2 separate regions of the Homo sapiens genome follow, and region 2 is linked to region 1. Evidence: chromatin loops called from intact Hi-C (ENCODE). Cell type or tissue: heart right ventricle. All regions are shown on one strand. Links, peaks and the distances in the headings refer to the core of each region. The heading gives the core; the rest is flanking DNA.

What was found. Peaks named below come from ENCODE experiments on the same cell type or tissue, not always from the same donor. Only the 100,000 strongest peaks of a DNase experiment are listed, where the experiment ranks them.
Region 2: a loop joins it to region 1, with 6 times the contacts of the local background. A loop is called at or near these places in 29 of 110 quality-filtered maps.

What each region holds. Positions count from the first base shown.
Region 1 is chrX:17,789,311-17,794,695 of GRCh38, reverse strand. No RefSeq gene overlaps it. Among named protein-coding and RNA genes, the nearest start is that of SCML1, 55 kb to the right of the region's middle. In heart right ventricle, for the core only: no CTCF peak of the experiment used is centred there; no DNase peak of the experiment used is centred there.
Region 2 is chrX:18,207,725-18,213,109 of GRCh38, reverse strand. It overlaps BEND2 (BEN domain containing 2), which reads left to right. Exons shown (of 14, transcript NM_153346.5): 4 at 430-545. Among named protein-coding and RNA genes, the nearest start is that of BEND2, 10 kb to the left of the region's middle. In heart right ventricle, for the core only: a CTCF peak has its summit at 2,430; no DNase peak of the experiment used is centred there.

The DNA of each region.
Region 1 (5,385 bases), core at 214-5,213:
TTGCTGTAAGTGAGCCCAGTGTTTTGTTTGTCTTTAATGGAAACAAAAGTCAAACCTCCTTCTTTTAGTAGTTCCCAATTTAAGCACTAGACCTTTTTGCAGCCTCCTATCCTCAAGACTCAAGGATCCTGTCTCTTCTCACTTTCTCCCATTTCCTATCTTATAAACTTTTGTCATCTTGGTTGCTCTTTCCCCAATTTCTTCATCTACTTTGTAGAATCAAGAACTCCAGGTAGGTGATGAAAAGGTTCTAAAATTGATTGTGGCAATGGTTGTACAACTCTGTGAATATACTTTTAAAAGTTTGAACTGTACACTTTAAAATGGGTAAATTGTTATGTGAATTATATCTCAATAAAGTTACCTTTTAAGAAATAACAAAAGAATCCCAGATAGAAATTGGGAACTGACTATGGGTTCCAGCAAATCCTCCTAAAACTGAATAGTTACTGCCCATCTTTGATAGTTATATCTCTGTTACTATGTCCCCATTTTCCATTGCCCCCCCCATCTTTGATTGATTATATGCCCATTAATACCTCCTCATTTCCCAGGTTTTCTTGGCTGTCACAACTTTGCTTGGAATGTAATCCTCCATGGCTCATTTCTTGGAATCTGGAATCCCCTCCCCTAAGTGGTTTCCCCTGAACAGACCTTCCCAGGCCCTCAGTTTGGTCCTTGCTATTTCTCTGTCAGGGTTCAAACTCTGTTAGGCCATAGGCTTCTTAACTTAAACAAACTCTCTTGAAGCAGACTAGGGTGTAAAAAGAAAAATCACAAAACAACAGCCACTCTGGTCTGGAGTCCCACCTGTCTGGTGCCTCACCCTGTAGGGCCTTGAAGCACTGCAGCTTTATGCCATCTCCCCCTCCCTCCCCCAGCACCTCCCTGTCAGGGCTCTGGACAGCAGGGCAATGTGCCTTCCACTATTTTGCTTTACATCTTATCCAGGAACAAAGAGGACACTTAGGGAACATGTGATCTAATGACCTGTAGGCTCAGAATGAGGAGACCAGACTCCTGACCATCCTTCCCTTCCACTGAAGGGAGATCGAGGCCCAGAGTAACAGTCAAGCATTCAAGCACTGTCCCCACAAAACAAAGACTTGGTCTCTGGTTACAGGATGTCAGCAGGTGTCAGTCCCCAAGGTGGCCATCATAGCAATGGAGACCATTGGAATGACAAGTGCGCTCAGGAATTCAGTCTTCAGGGTGGCAGGACCAGCATACAGAGTTAATCATTTTTTGTTAACAACTGATGGTTTTTTAATGAGGCTTTGTGATTTCAGGCACAGATGGAAAGCAGCTAACAAGGTCTTGCCTGGTAGAAGTCCTTGGGGAAATCGTGTTAACACACTGATAACATTATTGGTAAAGAGGATCTCAACTATTGTGAGTGAATGGGTGCTCCTAAGGTACTTGAGCGTGGAGGAGAATAGCCTGTTTTCTTTGTGTGTCTGGGGAATACCACTCAACAGGCAGTGTGAGAGCCAGATAATGGAAGGCCAATTCTTCAAGCTCTGAATCCTTTTATTGGAAGTGTTTTCAATGGGAAACTTTTCAAAATGCATTAAGCATCTTGGCAAAGGAAACCTTTCCTTGACTGGGTCATTGTTATGAGCAGGGGCAACTGGCCAGGGCTGAGATGACACGATGCCCTCCAGGCTGTCCAGGGAAGGGGCTGTTTGTCTCTAGCTGGTATTGACTCTCCTGTCCCCAGTGCCAACTCCACATGAGTGCCTTCCTTCTTTGCCTTTTTATTGGTTTGTTTTTAAAATCTCTTCCAATCCTGTCCCTTCTCAGCTTCCATGACAACAAGGCATGATTTGATCACCATCACTGGCCCACTGGCTCTCATCCAGAAACTGACCCATGAAATTGTCCCCTGGTCCCTGGCAAGTGCCTCTTCCTTCCCCACTCTGCAAGGCCCAACCCCAGTGTCTCCGGTAGGGAGACCATCCCCAGCTCCTCTCCTCCCCATGCTTCCCTGAGACTCCCTGCAGGGGAGGAACAGGCTAGGAAAGCCTCTCCCATTTTATTGAGCCAGTCTTTGTCCCTTGGGTGGGAAGCTCCCTGAGAGCAGGCACAGCTTTTGGTCCATAGCGCATAGTATCTGGCAAAGCCTCAATAGTTGCTTATTGAATTGAAACCTGGAGCACCTTCTCTGCTTTCATATATATCATTTCTTGGCCATATTGGCTCCATCCCAAGCTTGGCCACTGTCAGGCCTTTCTGGTTTGGCCCTATTTTGGATCCTAGTCAAAGGTGACTTGTACAAGCACCAGATGAATGGAACACCATGATTTAGACATTTGGGGTATGGTCCTGTGTCCTATTTATTTACTCTTTAGACCCTTCCTTTGTTTTGACCATCAAGGTTAAAATCCAGCAGAGCCCATTTGAGCAACCACAAATTTTCAAATAATTAAAATTTTAATTTATGTTTTACTGGTTTCCCTTTCTTCCTCTCTCCCTCCTACCCTCCTTTCTTCCCTCTTTCTTCCCTTTTTCTCTTTTCTTTTTTAAAAAACTCCCCAAAGTGCTGCTTCTGCTTAATTTTATAAATGGCAAGAACTCCCCAGGGAGCCCTGGTTGTTTCCCAGGCCTCATCTCCCTGACCTCTGGGAGGTACAGGTGTGAAGGCATGGAGGTATGAGGCACTTTCATCCCCCTCCTCCTCCTTAGCTTTCCTGGCAAACCTCTCTCCCCATGCTCTGGTCTCTCTGATTGTCTCTTCATTTTGACCTCTGCAGATAACGATGCTGATGCTCCACTTCTTCCCTCTCTTTCAGGCCTAAGTTCTCATTCCCTGTGCTTTCCTAGGATGACATTCTCATAGTTGTCTCCAACATTTTTATTTTGTTTATTTATCTCTATCTTCAGCTCTGACTTCTCTTTCCCCCTCTCTCTCTCCTTCTTTCCTTCTCTCCCTCCCTTCCTCTCTCTCTTTCTCTCTGCCTCTTTCTCTTTCTCTCCCCCTCACCAACCCGCCATATTAATAGGCTGGTGTCTCATATTCATCATCCTAGAACTAGACAGCATCGCCCATCCTCAACCCCTCCTCAGATCCAATGTACACCCTCTGCATCTGCTGCTGCCTGCTTCCTGGTTCTCCAAGCAAGAAATGTGGAGCTGTTCTTCATGACTTCTCCCTCACTTTCACCTCCCAGATACCTGTCTTCCTGACTTTGACTCCCCAGTCTTCCTCAAATCCATCATTCCTTTCCTCCATACTACTGTTCTTGAGCCTGCCCACATCATCCTCTGCCTAGATTCTTACAGTGGTGTCAGAACGGGATGGGCACCATGCACCCATCTTTAGCTTGCCTGATTCTCTCCTCTATACTGCCACCGGGATTGTTTTGGTAATAGGCAAGCTTCACCATGTCGTTCTGCTGCATAAAAGCCTGTGGTGTTGGATACCTCCCCGCACCCTGTGGCCTCACATGTCAGCAGGCCTCCTGAGGTCACGGCCAGCCCAGCACTGTGGCTAGAACTCCCTGCTTCACCCTATGTGTAAGCTCCAGGGATACAGGAAGGTTAGCAGTTCCCAGCCCTGCCTGTGAGGTTCCACCCCTGAGTGCCCTCCTCTTGACACTCCTTCCCCACCTTCTTGGGTTTTTTTTGTTTGTTTTTTGTTTGGAGACGGGGTCTCTCTTTGTTGCCCAGACTGGTCTCGAACTTCTGGCCCCAAGTGATCCTCCCACCTCACGCTCCCAAAGAGCTGGGATTATAGGCACCAACCACTGCACTTGACCTTCGCCATCTTCTTACTCTGACTAATCCTTCAGGATTCAGCTCAAAACAACACCTCCTCCAGAAAGCTTTCCATGACTGCTCTGGCATAAGCTAAGAGCCCCTCTTGCCCTCCCATAGCAACATATGCACACATCTGTATATCAACTCATCCATCTCATTCAATTGAAAGTATGACTCTGTCTATCCCACTGTGTCACACACTCCTCTAGGGCCAAGGTCATTGTCATTGTATCTCATACACCTAACACAGTGCTTGACATGTAGGGGACCCTCAATAAATGTGTGTGGACTGCACTGAACCTATGTGGAAAGTGCAAGTGTGCCCTTCTTAGCCAAACCAGTACAATATATGGAAACCCAAACATACGAAACAAATATCTGGAATCTATAATTGACTTTGCAAAAGAAGATGAACTACTTGATTCCTTTAAACCGTATGGCTTACTATGTTTTCAAAACAAGATGGATTCTTCAAAAGTGGTTTCTACACTCTTATAAAAATATACATAAAACATAAAGCAAGCAATAGTCAACATCTCATCACTGGCATACAAAGAAAATGCTTGAGCATTCACCTCCCCAGAGTTTGTGGATTTCTTTATAAATGACATGCATGGACTACCAAACAAATATGTACATTATAAAATAAGTGCAAAAATAGAAATGTTGGACAAAAATGAAACAAACATAAATAGGTTCAATATTTTCTTTCTACGCCCCAATTCATTATCTTATGTATCCCACCGGGTCATAATGAAATGAGACTATTATACATCTTTCAACTGGCTGAACACAACCTTTAAATTCTCTTAGAGATCCATGCATTCTTCTTTCTTGAAATATGAGAAATAACCAAGCACAAGAGGTTTCTGCATCAGAAGTAGAATGAGTGCCTGTCACTACACCTAAGCAGGGGGATGGCTGGAGACCCTGAGTAAAAGTTAAGAGTGCCAGTGTTAGAGCCACAAAGTCTGGATTGAATTCCCAGCTTTGCTCCTTTCTAGCTGTATGACTTTGGGCAGGTCACTTAACTTCTCTGCTTCCATTTTCTCAACTGTGAAATGGAAATAATAAAATATCTTCAAGTATCTGGGTTTGTGCACTGGGGTACCAAGGACAGGGTACTCAATAAATGAGCACACAGTAAGCATGAGCAAGGGATATAAATGATATAAATAATGATAAATAAATGTATTTGTATTATATCTTGTTTACAGATAATAATAGGGAGCAAGGTCACCACAATTCTAGATTTTAAAAAGACTTTAATTCCAGTAAGCAGAGTTTTAGATTTCACTTTGTTCCATGAAAGTGGGTTTCCAGCCAGGCACTTTCATGCCTGCTTCCAGACTACTGACCAATATTTGAACTAATGTAAATGTCATTTTGATTTCCTTCCCATTGGCCTGAGAAAAGGGTTGATCGCTTGGCTATCAGCAAGAAAATGAACTCGTTAGAATAGGAGAAAAAGTGACACAGGCTGGGAGAAAGAAGCCTGAAGGCAAAATTGGGCCTGGAATCAAAGTGGCATGTGTTCTTAGACCTCACCCTGCTTTGGATTCCTCATCAGTAAAACCGCACAACTCAGCTGCCTTTCTCATGGGGATTGATGAGCTAACGCAAGCG
Region 2 (5,385 bases), core at 218-5,217, 420 kb before region 1:
TCTAGTGGTCTGCCCAGCTCACATAGCAGTGGGGGTCCGATCTAGAATAGATTCCTGGCTTACATTTTGGACACAATGCCATCTCCTTAGTCAAGGGCCTTTTGGGGGCTCCTTTACAAAAGCAGTTAGCCCTTGCGTTCTCTTGTTCATTTGTTTCCAGCATTTACTATGTAGGCTTTAAGTTATTAAGCAGTCACTTCACAGTTTGTAATTGTGTTTGATTTGATTCTTATTCCTAGTCATAAGTAATATAGCCCTTCAGTTTTAAAATAGTTACTCTAAATTGGTCATGGAAGAATTCTTGTTTTGTCACTCTAAAATTCAACCCAAAGTCCAATTCAATTTGAGTTAGCATTCTGAGAGCATATCCGTATTAAGGTTATTAAGAGAGTAGTGTATGAAATAACTTTTTAATGCATTGCTTCACAGTAGCCCATGGTGACCAAATAGTTTCACAGATAAACCACCCAGTACATTTAAGAAGATACAGTTACAACTCAGAGGAAGTGGATTTTCCAAAAAGAGGAAGATTCTATACTCCAGAGGTAGATATTATGGTTTGTTTATTAAAGTGAAAATCTCTCTTTGTTCTTTTCATTCTGCTGTATTTCTTTTTAAAAAATGGAGTTGAATTTCATGCAGTAAAATGCACAAATCAGTGAGTTTTGATAAATGTGTATACTTACACCCCATGAAGATAATGAACATTTTGGCTGGGCGCAGTGGCTCATGCCTGTAATCCCAGCACTTTGGGAGGCCAAGGCGGGTAGATCACCTGAGGTCAGGAGTTTGAGACCAGCCTGGCCAACGTGGTGAAACCCCATCTCTTCTAAAAATAAAAAAAAAAATTAGCTTGGCGTGGTGGTGCATGCCTGCAATCCTAGCTACTCGGGAGGCTGAGGCAGGAGAATCGCTTGAACCCCGGAGGCGGAGGTTGCAGTGAGCCGAGATTGCGCCACTGCACTCCAGCCTGGGTGACAGAACAATACTCTGTCTCAAAAAAAAAAAAAAAAAAAAGACAGTAATAAACATTTTCATCACCCTAGAAAGTGGCCTGGGACCTCTTCCCAGTAAGTCCCCATCTCCCTTAACTTTGGGGGAAATATATTTTGATTTTTTTTTCCATCCTAGATGAGTTTTGCCTGTTCTAGAACTTCACATAAATAGAACTGTACAGTATGTACTGTTTTGGGTCATAGTCTTTTTTCCTGAGAAGAATGTTTTGGAGATTTGTTTCATAGTATTAATATTTCATTCCTGTTCATTGCTGAGTGGTATTCTGTCATATGAATACTCATAATTTGCTTACCCATTTTTTTTTTTTTCTGAGATGGAGTCTTGCTCTGTCATCCAGGCTGGAGTGCAATGGCACGATCTCGGCTCACCGCAACCTCCACCTCCCGGGTTCAAGCGATTCTCCTACCTCAGCCTCCTGAGTAGTTGGAATTACAGGAGCCCGCCACCACATTCGGCTAATTTTTGGATTTTTAGTAGAGACAGTGTTTCACCATGTTGGCCAGGATGATGTCAAACTCCTGACCTCAGGTGATCTGCCTGCCTCGGCTTCCCAAAGTCCTGGGATTACAGGCGTGAGCCACCGCATCCGGCCTGTCCATTCTTTTGATGGACATTTGGGTTGTTTGCAGTTTTGGGCTATTAGGAGTAAAGTGACTATGAACATGCTTATGGCAGTCTCTTTGTGAACCTATGTTTGCATTTAATTTGGGTAAATACCTGAGAGTGGAAGTTTTAGGTAATGGGGTAGGTGAAAGTTTATGAGAAATTGCCAGTTTTTCTAAGTGGTCATACTGTTTTACATTACCACTATATTCTCCTGTGCTTTTTGACCTCTGAAGTTGAATAAAATAGATTATTAAACTATATATAATTTGGCTTAACAGAAAATGTATTTGTTTACTTACATGAGGATGTGGATATCAGTGCCACATAAGTAGTGTAGGCAATTCTTAACTTCTATCAGCCTCAATATTTTCATTTTTGGGGATAATGCTAATTATCTGCCCAGTGTCATGGTTTTGTACATAATTATCTGAAAGCACTTTGGAAAGCATGAAGCACTATACAAGGGTAAGATGGTAATATTTTGTTTACAATTATTAATATCTATTATAATTTGATATAATTTTGCCATCTAATAAGTTTGTAATGCTGGGCTAATTCGATTAATTTTTTATCATGTATTTTGAAACAAAGAAGTAGGTAACTCCTTGGTATGTTTATATTAAAATTATTTTTATGGCCCACAATTCATCTTTAGAATAATTATACAGAAATATAATGGTTATTTACTGTCTGTTTACTTATTTATACCCTGCCTTACTCCAAAAAATATTTTAAGATGATTTACAGATTAATTTATCAAGAAAAATAGATGGTTAAGTGTTTCTTGTCTTGTCCACAGAGTGTCACTGTTGGTTTATTTGAAAATCAAAAGCCATTTAAGATTTGGTTCTTTGTTCATGGTTAGAAATACTTGCTTTTAAAGCAGTTCTGGTGCTAGAAGACTCGTTTATCTACCACGAAGTATATAAATGGTTAAGCTTGATGAAAATGGTGTCTTAAGTGTAGCTGGGTTAATGAGAACACAATTCTGCAAATATATCTTTTCCTGTAGTTGTAGGATTTGTGATGGGCAAAGGTCCTTTGATATCACAAATAGGCCTTAGGTGCTTCTTGAAAATGAAATGGAAGTTCTGAACTTTTCTTTCTTTCATATGTTCTTTTGGTTTATTAATAATTTTTCCTTAGACAATAACATGAATACTTGATTGTGAAGAAGGTGGAAGTATCATTAATGAATGTATACCAGACTTTGAATCTTTATATAATATTAAATGCTCATTGCCAAATATATTCCAAGAAAGCAATTTGAATTCTTTTTCAGTCTTCATATATACTACAGAATTACTCTGAACTCAGGCTGAAGGAAATATCTCTCTCTCCTGAATCTGTATGCTTCTTTTCATTAGACAATGAGCTCTGAAGCATTTTGTTTCCTTCTTTTCCTTATCTAGTAGGAAATTCACAGCATTTTTGTACCCAGTTTCATTAGCTTTTCTAATTTTTAAAAGAATTATAGATTTACAGAAGAGTTGCAAAAATATTTCAGGGAATTCTCATATATATGCTTGACACAGCTTCCCTTAATGTTAACTTACATGTATAACTTAAAATTATGGTAATTGTAATAATCACAGCACAGTTATCAGAACCAGGAAATGAACATTGGTGTAGTACTATTAGCTAAACTGTGGTCCTTGTTTGAATTTTGCCATTCCTACCCAATCCCATGTCCTTTTTCTGTTCCAGGATAAAATCTAGTATCCCACATTGAATTTAGTTGTGTCTCCTTAGCCTCTTCTAGTCTGTGACAGCTCCTTATTCTTTCCTTGTCTTTCATGACTTTGACACTATTGATGACCACTGCTCAGTTATTTTATAAAATGTCTCGATCTTGGTGTGTCTGATACTTTCTCTTGAATAGATCGAGATTATGCATTTTTGGCAAGAGAGTAACACATGAGTGATGTTATCTCCTCATTGAATCATATTGGGGGATAGGTGGTGTTGATATTTTTTTTATTGGTGATGTTAACATTGATCACTTGGTTAACATGATGTTTTCCAGATTTTTCCACAGTAAAGTTACTATTTTTCCCCATTGCCCACGATAAAGATTTTGGGTGGCAGGGGATTTTGAGACTCTGCTAATATCCTGTTTCTCTTCAACTCACCAAGACAAGTTAGTATCCATGCATGGATTTTACCTGCAGCAGCCATTATTGTGGTGTGTGCCTTATGTTGATTCTCTGTCTCCCTCATTCCTTCTGGATTTATTAATTGGAATGCATTTGCAAGGGAGAGCTGTCCTTTATCTCCTATTTATTTATTCAATTATGTATATTCATATTAATATTGACTCATGGACATTTATTGCATTGTATGAGTTATAATCCAGTATTGTAATTATTTCTTCATTGATCAAATTTTCCAGCTTTGGCTATTGGGAGCTCCTTCAGTTGATTCCCATGGCCTTTTGACTTGTCCCTGCCTTTTTTGTATACTCACTTGTTTTCTGACATCACAAGATAGTCTAGGCTCATCTGTACTTTCCCTGTCTTAGCTCTGGAATTAAACTGTTCTCTAAGGAGCCCCGGTTCCTTTAGTTGGAGACTGGTATTTAGAAACCGAGATCTGGACACTAGGTGTGTTCATTGCTCCTCTTGTGTCATTGATCCTAGGCCTTCTCAGTGGACAGAACTAGGAAATAAATGTAGGTATCCCAATCCATGCACACACATACATCTATATTTCAGTCTCGCTATATATTAAAACTATATGTTCATACTGATATTCAGTAGCTTTTCTTAAACCTAGGTTCTTATATAATAACTTCTTTGCCTACCTCCTTTATTAATCAGCTCTTTTATTCTCATATTCTCTTTTTCTTGGCTTTATAAGACTTCTGAAATCCTCTGGAACATAGGGGAGAAACAAAAAGAATTTAAAAATATAAATATTTAAACTGTTCTTTTTATAGTGCTTACTTTGGCTCCTAGTGATATTAAGACATTGACTACTTATTTTTTATATATATATATTTGAGATGGAATCTCGCTCTATCACCCAGGCTGGAGTGCAGTGGCGCAATCTTGGCTCACTGCAACCTCCTACTCCTGGATTCAAGCCTCAGCCTGCCTCAGCCTCCCGAGTAGCTGGGACTACAGGCACGTGCCACCACGCCCGGCTAATTTTTTGTATTTTTAGTAGAGACAAGGTTTCGCCGTGTTAGCCAGGATGATCTCAATCTTCTGACCTTGTGATCCACCCGCCCCGGCCTCCCAAAGTGCTGGGATTATATGTGTGAGCCACTGCACCTGGCCTATTTTTTAGAATGTTAATAGAACAATGAAGTTTCTTGTGATGAAAATGATAGAAACCATCTTTCTGGATTCCAACACTGTTGTAAAGTATGAAGTTCTGTCTCTCAAATGTAGTTTTCTGAAATACTGAGCCAAAAAAATTTTTAATCACATTTAATACCATTGTACTATTTTTTTTTTTTTTCTGAGACAGAATTTCGCTCTTATTGCCCAGGCTGGAGTGCAGTGGTGTGATCTCAGCTCACTGCAACCTCTGCCTCCCGGGCTTAAGCGATTCTCCTGCCTCAGCCTCCCGAGTAGCTGGGATTACAGGCGTGCGCCACCACACCCGGCTACTTTTTGTATTTTTAGTAGAGACAGGGTTTCGCCATGTTGGCCAGGCTGGCCTCGAACTCCTGACCTCAGGTGATCTGCCCACCTCGGCCTCCCAAAGTGCTGGGCTTACAGGCGTGAGCCACTGTGCCTGACCACCATTGTACTG